2 separate regions of the Homo sapiens genome follow, and region 1 is linked to region 2. Evidence: chromatin contacts called from ENCODE Hi-C or POLR2A ChIA-PET data. All regions are on one chromosome and are shown on one strand. The core of a region is the stretch at or near the end of the contact, and the rest is flanking DNA. Distances in the headings are between cores, read along the strand shown.

Region 1 (6,570 bases), core at 982-3,481, 150 kb before region 2:
TAACTGTTTAAATGCAATGTACTGCCAAATCAATTTTAATTTATCAGCCATTAACTGTCATAAAACAACTTTTAGAATTCATCTGTTAGTATTATCCATGGTATAATATTAAACTGGGTTGCCATATTATATCGTATAAGTAACAAGTAAGAAAAAGAGTCTCCAAACCCACAGGGAAGTATTAAATTGTAAATTTGTTTTTCCATTCCATAATATAATGTTTTTAAAACCAACTCTCATATCCTAGTCAGGAATTGTATTTAACACATAAACTGAGTATTTCCTTTGGCTTTACTTAAACGCTTACAAAACAAAACTTGATCAAATCAGAAATGTTTAGTCTGCTGTATCTTGACTGAGGACTGCCACAACAGAGGTGGCAGTTAACTGTGTAAAGAAAGGATATTTTCCAGGGAAAATGAAAACCCACTACAGAGTGTGAAAACAGAGGCAGGAGGAATGGAATGTATCAGCTGTAGCTTTCTTATGGTCCCGTCAACAAATCTCAACAGCTGGTCTGTGGCATGACGTTGCAAGTACTCTCAATCAAGACTGTATGTCACAAATTGGAAGTAAAAAGCAAAAGCAAAATAGCTACCAAAGGCATGTAGAATAAGGAAGATAGTATAACAGCAAAAACTATAGTCTAAAAAAAGAACATTGAATAAAGTAAACAACATATGGGAGATTTCAGGCTTTCAAGGTCTAACACTTTAGGTATTATTTAAGACCATTAAATAAATAAAAATGGCTATTGTACTTAATTATTAAATATGGGAAATCAGATGACTACCACTAAAACTTAAATCTTCTCCTAATATCATAGTATTTAACCTGATCATAATTCTGGATTAAATCACTATTGAATATAGATCATAACTCACTGCACTTCTGTATGCTGGATATTTATCATGATTCCTATTAAGAGAAAATCAGCACAATGACCAGGGTACTAAACATTTTTATACCTGGAATCATTGAAAGAAAAAAAGTATTAACATATTTCAATAAGTACATTTAAATATCAAACCATATAAAAATAACCAGTAATGTTTTTATGTTCAGCATTAGAAATGCATAGACTTTTTTTAAAAGGTATAGCATGCTATGCTAACTTTAAATTCTCATTTTAATAAATGCCCACAGTAAAATGAGAACAAATTCTTTCCTATAAGTATAATCTCTATTCCTACAAATATATGCTCCATTACAAATCATTGTTATTTTATTGGGAGAAAAAAAAAAGACCAACAGTTCATCTATAACTACTAAATGTTGTTTTAGCATACTGTTTTGCACTAGTATTTGATGAGGGAAAGGGGTGTAAAAAAACCAAGAGAATGACTAATTTATTACTAATCAGGTCCTAACCAGCAGCTTAATCAAATTCAACCTTCAAGTTTTGAGACTGGTTTGTATGTATATACCATATCAGTAAGATATCAATGTCAACACTAAGGATGACAGCAGCCCAGCTTAGAAAGAGATATCAAGAGGAATCAGCTGAAATGCATACCCACAAAATTCTTAGTTATAAAACAAAAAAAGGAAAAAAATTCTTGATTTTTTTATTTAGTGAAAATGAGCAAAGACATTTTCAAAACCTTTGTAAAATTGTTTTTTAAATTAACTAGCTATTTAAACTTCATTAGCAACATACATTTTGTAAATATTTGAAATCATTACCAAGCTAAATTAATTGCCTACCCTTCAATGATGCCAAATTTTTAAGTGTACTTCATTAACTGCCATATTATCATTACTTATTAAGTTGGTAAGCACTAAGTATATATAAAGACTTTCGTTTAACAAAGGCTATTTTTATATAATTATCTGAGCTCATAAGAATTTTCACTAAAAATTAATTTCACTTTTAAAACAAGGAAATGAAACCAATTCCATTTCTCAGGAGAGGATTTTATATAATTGCCATTATTTAAGGCAGAACATGAGGATATAAGATACAGCCTGATTCACTCCATTAAATTTGCTAATAGACATTTTAAGTTTGCTGGCCTTTTGATTATTTTATTAAGATGTGTGTACTCAACTGACAACTAAAGAAAAAGCTATAGCCTCCAAAACATCACAACTCTCCAAATATAGTACTTCTAAGTTTCCTTAAACTGTTCCACCTTAAATTCTTTTAAAAGATTCTCCCTCTTTTTATTGTTTCATTTCCTACTTCAGGTCTTCAAGGCATTGGCAGCAGTTCAAAACAATGAGCCAATCAAATAAGTACAACACAACAATGATTTAGTACTTAAATTTGGATATAAGCCAGATAAGCACTTGAGTGATTACATCATAACCCTCAAGAGGCAGTGTTAGCTTTGCAAGCTAAATTAATTTTTACACATTCTCATCAACTACAGAAACTTCTACTCCCTTAACCAGCACAGCCAAGTCTCCATATTAATATGGTCTTTAAACACAACTGTACAAAATATTTTAAACTATATCAGACAAGACCTTTAGGTAATTACAATGTGCCCGTGAATACAGACATACACACATCATTACAAAAAAAAAATTCCTTAAAAAAGAAAAAAGCATCTTCTGGGAGGGAAGGCAGGGGAGGGAGGGAGGGAAGAATGTATAGGACAGTGCAACATTTTCTGAAGCACACAAACTTATATATAAATTAAATAAATGACTGAATGGATTGATGAATGAATGACACAAAAGACATGAGTAGTGAAAACCAATTCTGGATTTGCTATTGTATTATGTTATATTCTTAAAATTAAAAGCTTATTTAGAGAAACAAAAGAAGGACTTTATTGATCTGTTTTATTATTACATTATTTCCATTTATAAATTCCATGAACTCCCTCCCTCTCAGCTTGTGTTATGTTCTTTGAAGTTTTCTTCCAAAAGTTTAGTTTTGTGATCACACCGCTTTCATATACAATTAATATAAACTTTTTAAAAAATAACAAGAAAAATTTGTGAAAAGGATAGTTTGTTGGATTAATTGGGTTAATGGTGAGTCAGAGTATCCCATAAATGTGGAGAACAGGAGAAACTGTTCAACAAGAACAATCCCATTTGAAAATTTATAAACATTATAATGGAAATAAATTATATGCAGTCTTAATCTATTCCAACATTTAAAGTCGAAACTGCTTACTTTCTCTGTCCTCTTTGTTTTCGTGGTGCTGAGTTTTGCATTTTCTCATAGGTTCCATTGCTGTTGTCATCAATGTCCTTCTTGTTAGAAGGTTGGTTTCTCCATGGCAAGATAAATCCAGGCGTTATTCTGAATTGTTTTAAGTCTCCTTGTCCTAAGGAACTTTTTTCCCCACAGTAACAAAAAGCGCAGAGCTGTTCACTAGTAAAAATGAAATGTAAGTCAGAGAAGGAGAAAAGTAGCTTTATTCAACTGCTTTAAGCGATAACTATAGATACTTGTGCTTTTAAATTATGTCTAAAGCACAAGCTAAGCTTTTCAATCTATTTTCTACAGTCTATTCAGTGATTACCCATAAGAACAATTAAGTTTAATAATTATACATTTGGAATTCTACTTTTCCATAGCATTTTAAAAAGTAGTACACATATCAAATCCAAAAAATTCTAGTTAGCAGTTAGAAAAGTTATTTTCTTTTATATTTGACTAGAAAAAAATCCAAGTAAGAAAGCTAAAGGTGGGGGCCAAGCACGGTGGCTCATGCCTGTAATCCCAGTACTCTGGGAGGTGGAAGTTCGAGACCAGCCTGTCCAACGTGGTGAAACCCCATCTCTACTAAAAATACAAAAATTAGCTGGGTGTGGTGGCACACCCCTGTAATCCCAGCTACTCGGGTGGCTGAGGCACCTCGCTTGTATCCGGGAGGTAGAGGTTGTAGTAAGCTGAGATTGAACCACTGCACTCCAGCCTGGGTGACAGAGCAAGACTCTGTCTCAGGAAACAAAAAAAATGCAAGTTAAAAATGGGAAAGAAGGTAGAGTTTAGTAGCCACCCAACTGTATGACAGTTCTGTAAAACATATGGTGACAGTTTTATTTAACCACTTGATAGAACGTTCATTATGCATGATATATATATACCACACACATGCATACACACGGGGAGATATAAAAATATAAACTTAAATAGTTCCTGGGTTGAGTGGTAGTAGATTTTTAGGGAAGCAGAAGAGCTGAACTGGAAGAAGGAAAGGGATGATTAGGAGCAAAGGGGATTTTTTAGGCCAGTGAAACCATTTTATATGATACTATAATGGTAGATACTGAGCCCTAATGTAAACTATGGACTGTAGTTAAAAATAATGTATCCATATTGGTTTACCAACTGTAACACAGCACACAATACTAATCATGAGGGAAACTGCTGGGGGTAGAGGTGGGAGAATGAGCTCAATTTTTGTGTAAACCTAAAAATGCTCTAAGTCTATTAATAAAAAAGGAGAAAACATTAAAAAATTAAGAGACAACAATCAATATACATATATAGAATATACACTTACTAAGAGATCTTAGAAAGAATGAAATTAAAAGGACTGCTTCCTCTTGATTATATTTACACTTCACAAGATATTTACTGCTGCTATACCCAAATCCTCCTTCTTGGGCATTAAAGTTACCTCTACAGTATTTACCCCATGATCTTACATATCTTGCATTACCAGGTGATAGAACTAACCTATAGCCTTTTGAGGTGACTTTTTAAAACTTAGGTTTAAATCATATTGGACTCTCAACTAATTACTTTTATCAAAATTAGCTTTGTTTTTGTAATAAATTACCTATTTCAAGTTCATGAGAAACTATGTTGTCTGCTGGTACCGAGACATACACAAATTAAATGTAGTGTAATTTCAAAAAAAAAAATCAAGTCAAGTTGAAAAAGAAAATTTCTTCTTTCCAAAAAGAGACCACCACCTTATGCTTTGCCAGTATCTTACTATCCCCTTATTTGTAATGTTCTCTGAGCTATTAAGCTTACATTTATTTCACCATATCCCATTTCTGGTTTGTTTCTTCCCCTAGAAACACTACCCATGAGAAGCAACAATCAGATTGACATTAGTCTTATCAACATTGATTGTAACAGCACTGATTAGAAAATGGAGCAATATTTTAAAGCTATTGCAGAAAAATACCTTAGCATTCAATTTTATATTCAAAACTATCGCTTAAATGTGAAGGTATAATAAAATTACTCTCTGGCTTAGAAGACCTCAGAAATTTTGCCAGACAACAGATCAAAAATGAAAATACTTTTAGAGAAGTACTTAAATTATTAAAGAATTAGAAAAGGTTGTATGAAGTAAGGGAGGTCAAACACCTCAGAGTAATTTATTGTTGACTTTTTTTTAATACGAGGTCAAGGGAAATTTCTAGCTTTTGGTCTGGCTGTAGAAAGCTGCAAACAACATTGTGCCCAACCACACAACATAACCCAACCAGAGAATCTGCAAATTCACTTTTCTGAAACCCATCAGAGGGCAGAAATCACAAGGCAACCAACTCACCACCAAATGAAAGACACTTCCATAAAGAAATGTGACAATAGCACCTCTGAGGAAGAGGCCACTGATATCATACCAGCAGGGTGATAAGAACTCAGTAAAAATTTTTAAGAAATTGCTAGAAGCCAAGTGTGAAACACAGTGAGACTATGTTAACACCTGTGACCAAAGACAGGGGAATTCTAACCCACACAAAGGCTCCTCTTCATGTACCTCATTAGATGTCACGCACTACAGCAACTCAGCCAGGAACAGTGGCTCACACTGCAACCCCAGTGCTTTGGGAGGTCAAGGCAGGAGGATTGCTTAACCCCAGGATTTTGAGACCAGCCTGGGCAACATAGTGAGACCCTGCCTGTATTTTAAAAAGAAAAAGAGGATGGGCATGGTGGCTCACACCTGTAATCCCAGCACTTTGGGAGGCCGAGACGGGCAGATCACAGGTCTGGAGTTCGAGACCAGCCCAGCCAACATGGTGAAACCCCGTCTCTACTAAAAATACAAAAATTAGCCAGGCATGGTGGCAGGCGCCCGTAATCCAAGCTACTCGGGAGGCTGAGGCAGGAGAATCACTTAAACCCAGGAGGCGGAGGTTGCAATGAACTGAGATCGTGCCACTGCACTCCAGCCTAGGCGACAGAGCAAGACTCCACCTCAAAAACAAATAAAAGAAAGAAAAAACATATATACAGTGACTAAAAAACATTTTCTAAAATAGCATACGAAATCTTACTAGCCATTACAATAATGTAAACCAAAACCACCAATTAAAAGGCAAAAATCACCAATTAAAAGACCATTTTTGAGATTAGATTAAAATTAGATCTAACAATTGGGTGCAGCTGGGTGTGGTGGCACACACCTGTAATCCCAGCACTTTGGGAGGCCTAGTTGGGCAGATCACCTGAGGTCAGTTCGAAATCACTCTGGCCAACATGGTGAAGCACACACCACCCACCCACCCCCTCCCCATCTCTACTAAAAATACAAAAAAATTAGCCAGGCATTGATGGTGTGCGCCTGTAATCCCAGCTACTCGGGAGGCTGAGGCAGGGGAATTGTTTGAACCAGGGAGGTAGAGGTTGCAGTGAGC
Region 2 (7,034 bases), core at 4,535-7,034:
ACACAAATAAAATGCTTCCCATAAGAATAGCATTTCCAGGCGGGGGCGGTGGCTCACACCTGTAATCCCAATACTTTGGGAGGCCGAGGCGGGTGGATCATCTGAGGTCAGGAGTTCAGGACCAGCCTGGCCAACATGGTGAAACCCCATCTCTACTATAAATATAAAAATTAGCCAGGCGTGGTGGACACCTGTAATCCCAGCTGCTTGGGAGGCTGGGGCAGGGGAATCGCTTGAACCTGGGAGGTGGAGATTGCAGTGAGCCGAGATCGCACCACTGTACTCCAGCCTGGGCAGCAAGAGCGAGACTCTGTCTCAAAAAAAAAAAAAAAAAAAAAAAGAATAGCATTTCCAAGCCTTATACATAAACAGTACCTCATTTGATCCTCATCATAACATCAAGGGTAGACATGACCAGTATTATTAGCCTCACTTCACAAAGGAAGAAACTGAGACTCAGACTGTTGTCTCTGGGTATCAGTTTCCAAGTCTGTCCAATGAAGGATTGAGCCCTGTGACCTCTAAGAACTCTTCCACTTCTAAAATTGTATAATTTCCATAATTTGTCTGACATCACTAAGACAGTAGTTAGTGGCAGATTAGGGACCTGAGAGAATGACTTGGTGCCAGGCTGATTCTCCCACAACGTGTTATCTTTGCTGCCAATAGCAATGGCTAACATCAGCTATGCGATATGTCCTGCACTGTGCCAGTTACTCACGAGGCATTGTTATTTATTTATTTATTTATTTATGTATTTATTTATTTATTTATTGAGATGGAGTTTCACTCTTGTTGCCCAGGCTGGAGTGCAGTGGCGCAATCTCGGCTCACTGCAACCTCCGCCTCCCAGGTTCAAGTGATTCTCCTGTCTCAGCCTCCCAAATAGCTGGGATTACAGGCGTCCATCATGCCTGGCTAATTTTGTATTTTTAGTAGAGACAGGGTTTCACCACGTTGGTCAGGCTGGTCTCCAACTCCTGACCTCAGGTGATCTGCACGCCTCAGCCTCCCAAAGTGCTGGGATTAGAGGCGTGAGCCACCGCGCCAGTCCAGAGCATTGTTGAATACCTACTCAGCATTGTCCTCCATCCCGCTGCGTAAATGTATTGAGATTTCAGTTACATACACACTTAATGGAGAAGGCGACACCACCCCTGCTCCAAGGATGTACTCTGATCGACACTTTCCATTCTTCTGGCCATAGTCATTGGGTGACTTGGGGGCTCTGAACTGGAATGCCGGAACAGAAGTACACTCTCTCCTGCTGAACATACATTAGGAAGCACTGGCTTCTGCTGCTACTGGCAGCCTCTCTGTGGCCCTAAGGGGAAGCCTCAGGATTCTTGTTTGGAACTGATAGTTTTTAGCAGCTAAAATCTGAGACGTCTATACCGTATCCTTAAAACTCTGAATAAACAACATAGGCAAAGACAGATGATGTCACTGAGACCCAGAGAGGATATTAGACCTTGCCCAGCATACATTACCTATTGGGGGCCAGTTAGGACTAAATTACAAGTCTCCAGCAACTGACCTAGGGTTCTCTTGGCCTCAGCATGTGGAAGGGGCCCCACGTGCAAAGGTTCCGGATAAAGATCAGACTGTGATCTAGCTGATGAACAGAACCCAGAAGTATGTTTGAGGGGGAGGAAGGAGGAGGCTAAGAGAGGCCTTCTTATGTTCTGCTTTTTTGCCCTGAGGGGATGACACTTAACCACTGCAGAGGCTGCAGCTGAGCCGCAGGGATGGTCACACTGAACCAGTAGTTCTTCCCTTCCCCCACTCTAAACCTCTGCCAAGCAGAGAGCCTCTGAGACTGCTCTGGAGAAAGGGGCTGCCTGCCAACTATCTGCCCACCTGGGGCCAGGGTGAGGGCAAGGCCAGTGGCTACATTCTGTGAACAGCTGGAAAAAAAGTAGGCAACACAGTGGCCTTGGGACAATGGCCTTCCCACTCTCCTTGTCACGAAATAGCAGGATTAAAAAAAAAGGGGGGGAGGATATTTATTTAATCCTTTTGTTACAAATTAAAGTTGCTAATTTGTTTTCAAAAATTGCAGGAAATAAAGTACACGAATCAAAGAAACACAAAATATTTAAAAACAAAATAGCTATTCTCCCAACTTTCTTACTTATAGGTATGTCTATACAATTGTGGCAGAATCCAAAGGGAAGGACAGTTTGGTTAGTCCATTTGGTCACAGCAAATGTACCTGTTCATTTGTTCATCAACGATTTGTTGAGCACTCACCTTGTGCCCTGAAGATACAGTTCAGAAAAAACACCGAAAAGGCCCCTGTGTCCAGCAGCTCACATCTTAATGGTGGAAGGGAGATGAAGGAGAACAGACCATAATAAGTAAGTAAACAATGATTTCAGACTGTGCCAAGAGCTCTGAGGAAAACACGGTGATATGATAGGGAGCGGGGAAAGGTACTTTAGGTACAATGTCAGAAATGCCTCCCCCAGGCCAGGCGAGGGGGTGCAAGCCTGGAATCCTAGCACTTTGGGAGGCCGAGGTGGGTGGATCACTTGAGCCCAGGAGTTTGAGACCAGCCTGGGGTTTCACCATGTGAAACCCAGACTCCACAAAAAAAAAAAAAAAGACAAAAAAAATTGGCTGGGTGCCATGGCTCATGCCTGTAATCCCAGCACTTTGGGAGGCCAAAGCAGGTAGAGCTCAGGAGTTCAAGACCAGACTGGCCAACATGGTGAAACCCCGTCTCTACTAAAAATACAAAAATTAACTGGGCACCATGGTGGGTGTTTGTAATCCCAGCTACTTGGGAGGCTGAAACAGGAGAATCACTTGAACCCAGGAGGTGGAGGTTGCAGTGAGCCGAGATCATGCCACTGCACCCCAGCCTGGGTGAAAGAGCAAGACTCTGTCTCAAAATAAATAAATTAATTAAATTAAATTAAAATTAAAAAAATTAGCCAGGTGTGGTGGTGCATACCTGTAGTCCCCACTACTTGGGAGGCTGAGGTGGGAGGATCACTTGAGCCCAGGAGGTCAAAGCTGTAGTGAGCCGAGATTGCACCACTGCACTCCAGCCTTGGAGCCTTGGCAACAGAGAGAGACCCTGTCTCAAAAAAAAAAAAAAAAAAAAAAAAAAAAAAGAAAGAAAGAGAAAGAAAGAGAAAGAAAGAAAAAAGAAAAAGAGGCCAGGTGCAGTGGCTCATGCCTGTAATCCCAACACTTTGGGAGGCTGAGGTGGGCAGATCACTTGAGGTCAGGAGTTCGAGACCAGCCTGACCAACATGGCGAAACCCTGTCTCTACTAAAAATACAAAAATTAGCTGGGTGTGGTGGCAGGCACCTGTAATCCCAGCTACTAGGGAGGCTGAGGCAGGAGAATCACTTGAACCTGGGAGGCAGAGGTTGCAGTGAGCCAAGCATGGGCGACAGAGTGAGACTCCATCTCAAAAAAAGGAAAAGGAAAGGAAAGGAGGAAGAAACGAAGAAACGAAGGAAGAAAGGAAGAAAGAAAGAAAAATAAAGAAAAGAGAGAGAAGAGGGAAGGGGAGGGGAGGGGAGCAGGGAAGAGAGGAGAGGCTGGGCCCAGTGGTTCACACCTGTAAGCTGAGGTGAAGGAGTTTGAGACCAGCCTGGCCAACATCGTGAAACCCCATCTCTACTAAAAATACAAAAATTAGCCAGGGTTGGTGGCACGTGCCTGTAATCACAGCTACTCAGGAGGCTGAGGCAGGAGAATCGCTTAAACCTGGAAGGCGGAGGTTGCAGTGAGCTGAAATCGCACCATTGCACTCCAGCCTGGGCGACAGGGCAAGACTCCGTTTCAAAAAAAAAAAAAGGAGAAAGAAACAAAGAAAGAAAGAAAAATGCCTCCCCAAGGTGACAGACGAGCTAAGCCAGGCGAAAAGTCTAAAGAAATTCAAGTGCAAAGGCCCTCTGGCAAAAAGGTCTTGGCAGAAAGGTGGTCAGTGTGCCTGCTGCACTGAAACTGCTCCTGTAAGGCAGGGATCCTATAAGGTAGGCCTTGAATGTCATGATGGGGAGCTCGGTTAGGACCCCCATGATAGGTAGGAAGGCAGCTGGAAAGAGCAGTTCTGCCATTTTTACGGATACATTCATGAGCCATGATGGGTCGTCCTGGTGGACCTCTGGAGCCTGACCTGGGTCCACGTTTGAGGTCTCCGACTTTAGTGACCCTGGGAAAGTTACTTGAGTTTCCTCATTTGAATAGCCAAGGGTTTCTCGTGTTTGATGCCAAATGCCTTGTGCGGGGATTGGCTCCAAACCTCAGCCTCATCAGTCAATTTATCCTTACGTTCAAGAGCAGCCATTTACAAAACGAGCTCAGAAAATTAAAAAAAAAATACAAACTTTAAATCGCCAGAATACTGCATAAACTAAAAGTAGGCCGGGCGCAGTGGCTCACGCCTGTAATCCCAGCACTTTGGGAGGTCGAAGCGGGCGGATCACCTGAGGTCAGGAATTCGAGACCAGCCTGACCAACATGGAGAAACCCCGTCTCTACTAAAAATGCAAAAATTAGCTGGGCATGGTGGTGGGCGCCTGTACTCCCAGCTATTTGGGAGGCTGAGGCAGGAGAATTGCTTGAACCCAGGAGACGGAGGTTGCAGTGAGCTGAGATCGCGCCACTGCACTCTAGCCTGGGCGACAGAGCGAGACTCCATCTCAAAGCAAACAAACAAATAAAAACAAAGTAAAAGTAAATTCCCCAGGCAAAGCTGATTATATTGCTGGGATAATCGACTTTGTCACTGCAGTCTCACTTGGTACTTTAAGAAACTCCATCTTGATCCTAGGTCTGGGTCGATCTGGGCGTTCCTGCTAATTTTCTGTTTTAAAAACCTAAAGCAATAAAAATGTTGATATTGACATTTATCATTTTTATCCTCGCCCTCTGCCTTGTTTTGCTGGGAGATCTGTTCCACTTGGCTGAGTTTAGGGAGGGCGGGGAAGCGGGGGAGAAACCGAGGCGCAGGGTGGAGAAAGGGAGAAGCCTTGCAGACTGAACACATGAGAAAACCTGGAGAAGGGATTCGCTGCTGCTTATTTCAGGGAAGAAAACCGAGAAGTGAAGCACAGAGGGGTCAGGTTCCGGGAGCGGCGGGAAGGTTGTAGGGGGCCCCAGGGCAGGTCCTGGAGCTCAGGCAGCCGGCACCGGGAGCCCAGCTCAGGCTGCGGGGTGCAACCGGGCAAGAGCGCTCGGGCTGCCGAAACGGGAGGAGATCAGAAAAAGGAGAGACATGGAAAAAAGGAGAGGAAGAGGAGCAACACTCAAGAGGGAAGGAAGAAGGCAGACACTGAGGAACGCCCGCAGGAACCCGCAGACAAGCAGAGAGCCGGGCTGCGCTGGGAGCGGGGCCCGCGGAAGGGGCGGGGCGCCAGGCGGCTCGAGGCCAATGGGAGGGCGGGCCGGGGCGAGGGCGGGGCACTAGGCGAAACGACGCCAATGGGAGGGCGGGCCGGGGCGAGGGCGGGGAATTAGGCGGTGCGAGGCCAATGGGAGGGCGGGCCGGGTCCTCTGGGCTGAGGCGGGGTGCCAGGCGGCACGAAGCCAGTGGGAGGGTGAGTTAGGGGCAGGGGCGGGGTCCCAAGCCAATGGAAGGGTGATACCGAGAGGGCGGGGCGCCAGGCGGCGAGAGAGCCAATGGGAGGCCGAGCCGAGGACCGCGGGCGGTGGGCCTCCCCCCGAGAGGAGGGAGACCCGGAAGGCGGTGGGGGCGGGGAGTGGAGCTGACAACCTGTCAAATCCACTTTGGGACGAACTAGGTCACGCGCTCCGCGGGTCGGGCACCCCCGCCCGCCAGGCACGGCCGCGGCTCCTTCCTCTTCCTGCCCGCGGTAGTGGGGGTGGGGCAGGCCTCGGGACACCTGCCTCCGCCGCCGGCCGCCGGCCGCCGTCCTCGCGCGGCTTCCCGGGCGGCTCTGCCCCGACCGTAGACTCCCGGCCCGCTCGCCGCGGCAGGAGCCGTGGTTCCGCGGACCTGGGCGCGCTCTCTCCCTGGCCACTGGGAGACCCCCCGCGGCCTCGCGGGGAAAACCTCGGGACTGCCCCGCGCCCCCGGCCGTCTCTGCGTCGCTCCTTCTCGCCCGCGACCGTGGACTCGTCCTCGCGAGCCTGGGTTGGCGGAAGCTGCGGGGGCCGGGGTCGCACTACTTGGCGCGGAAGGGCCGGCGGTGGGCGGAGGGATCCCCGTCCGCGGGGTGAGCCGCTGGGCGGAGCCGGGAGGAGCCGCGAGGATCCGCAGTGGGGAGCCGGGAGGAACCTGGCGCCGGCACCCACCCGCCGCGCCCACGCGTGCCGCGGTCGCTTGTTTCCCGCGGGAGCCCGGCCGCGCTCGGGGGGAGGCGCGCGCGCAGCTGGGGCTGCCTGGGTCTAGGAGCTCCGGAGCCACCGTTTTGTGCCCGTGGAGCCGCGGGGAAGGCGCACGCGCTCGGGTCTTCCCGGCGGGTCGTCCTGCACTTTCTCCCTCTCCGGTACGGACCGCGGCGTTCTGTTTCCAGGCAAAGGAAAATAAGTCAAAGACTCAGAAGGCAGCCTGAATCCAGGGCCTGGGATGCAGGGTTTGCTGGAACGCCAGCCGGTGCGATCGCGCCCCTGGGATTCCGCTTAGCCCGCGCGTCCATTTCCCTGCATGGTGGACTCAGTAAAGCCGGATCTGTCCAACGCCTGCAGCGTGGATGTGGAGGCGGACTAATCAACTAGTGCTCTGTTATTATTTCTACCCATCCCTTTTCTCCATGCTAATTTGCTTAGAACTTTAACATTGAATGGACAGCAAATGTCATGTTCTGTTTAATTATCACTCCTTGACCATTATGTTAATTTCTTTCCCTAACAAGGTGACGCATTGTTTTAAGTAACAATGACCAACTCATCTACTCTTCTTCCAAATTGTGTAAATTGAAGGGTAAAATGTGGGAAAACGCTAAATTTGAATGCTAAATTTGAACATTTCACACAACAATAATTTGAAATGCTTCTTTGCAATATTATGGCGTTTCGGAACAGATAAAAATACTTCATTTTCAGACAT

The links. Hi-C counts contacts between places; a loop is a spot of excess contacts on that map. ChIA-PET counts read pairs that join two places held with the same protein, here RNA polymerase II (POLR2A). Pooled maps may share reads with other maps.
Region 1: a map of ascending aorta shows a loop between it and region 2 (9-fold over the local background). The contact joins the enhancer-like site here to the promoter of LINC01003 in region 2. A Hi-C loop is called at or near these places in 1 of 168 maps with a recorded cell type or tissue (ascending aorta) and 9 of 50 pooled maps. POLR2A ChIA-PET finds 5 or more read pairs at or near these places in 7 of 52 experiments (GM12878, MCF 10A, OCI-LY7 and 4 more).

The regions. Positions count from the first base shown.
Region 1 is chr7:152,312,005-152,318,574 of GRCh38, forward strand. It overlaps KMT2C (lysine methyltransferase 2C), which reads right to left. Exons shown (of 59, transcript NM_170606.3): 4 at 3,134-3,334. Among named protein-coding and RNA genes, the nearest start is that of KMT2C, 120 kb to the right of the region's middle. Within about 2 kb of position 2,232, at least 6 of the 41 ENCODE cell types and tissues checked have a DNase peak (open chromatin) inside an H3K27ac peak, as active enhancers do; they include PC-9, where a contact is called at or near this core.
Region 2 is chr7:152,458,340-152,465,373 of GRCh38, forward strand. LINC01003 (long intergenic non-protein coding RNA 1003) reads left to right here and starts at 5,785. Exons shown (of 1, transcript NR_027387.1): 1 at 5,785-7,034. RefSeq lists a silencer at 5,417-6,436 and enhancers at 5,709-6,210, 6,211-6,710.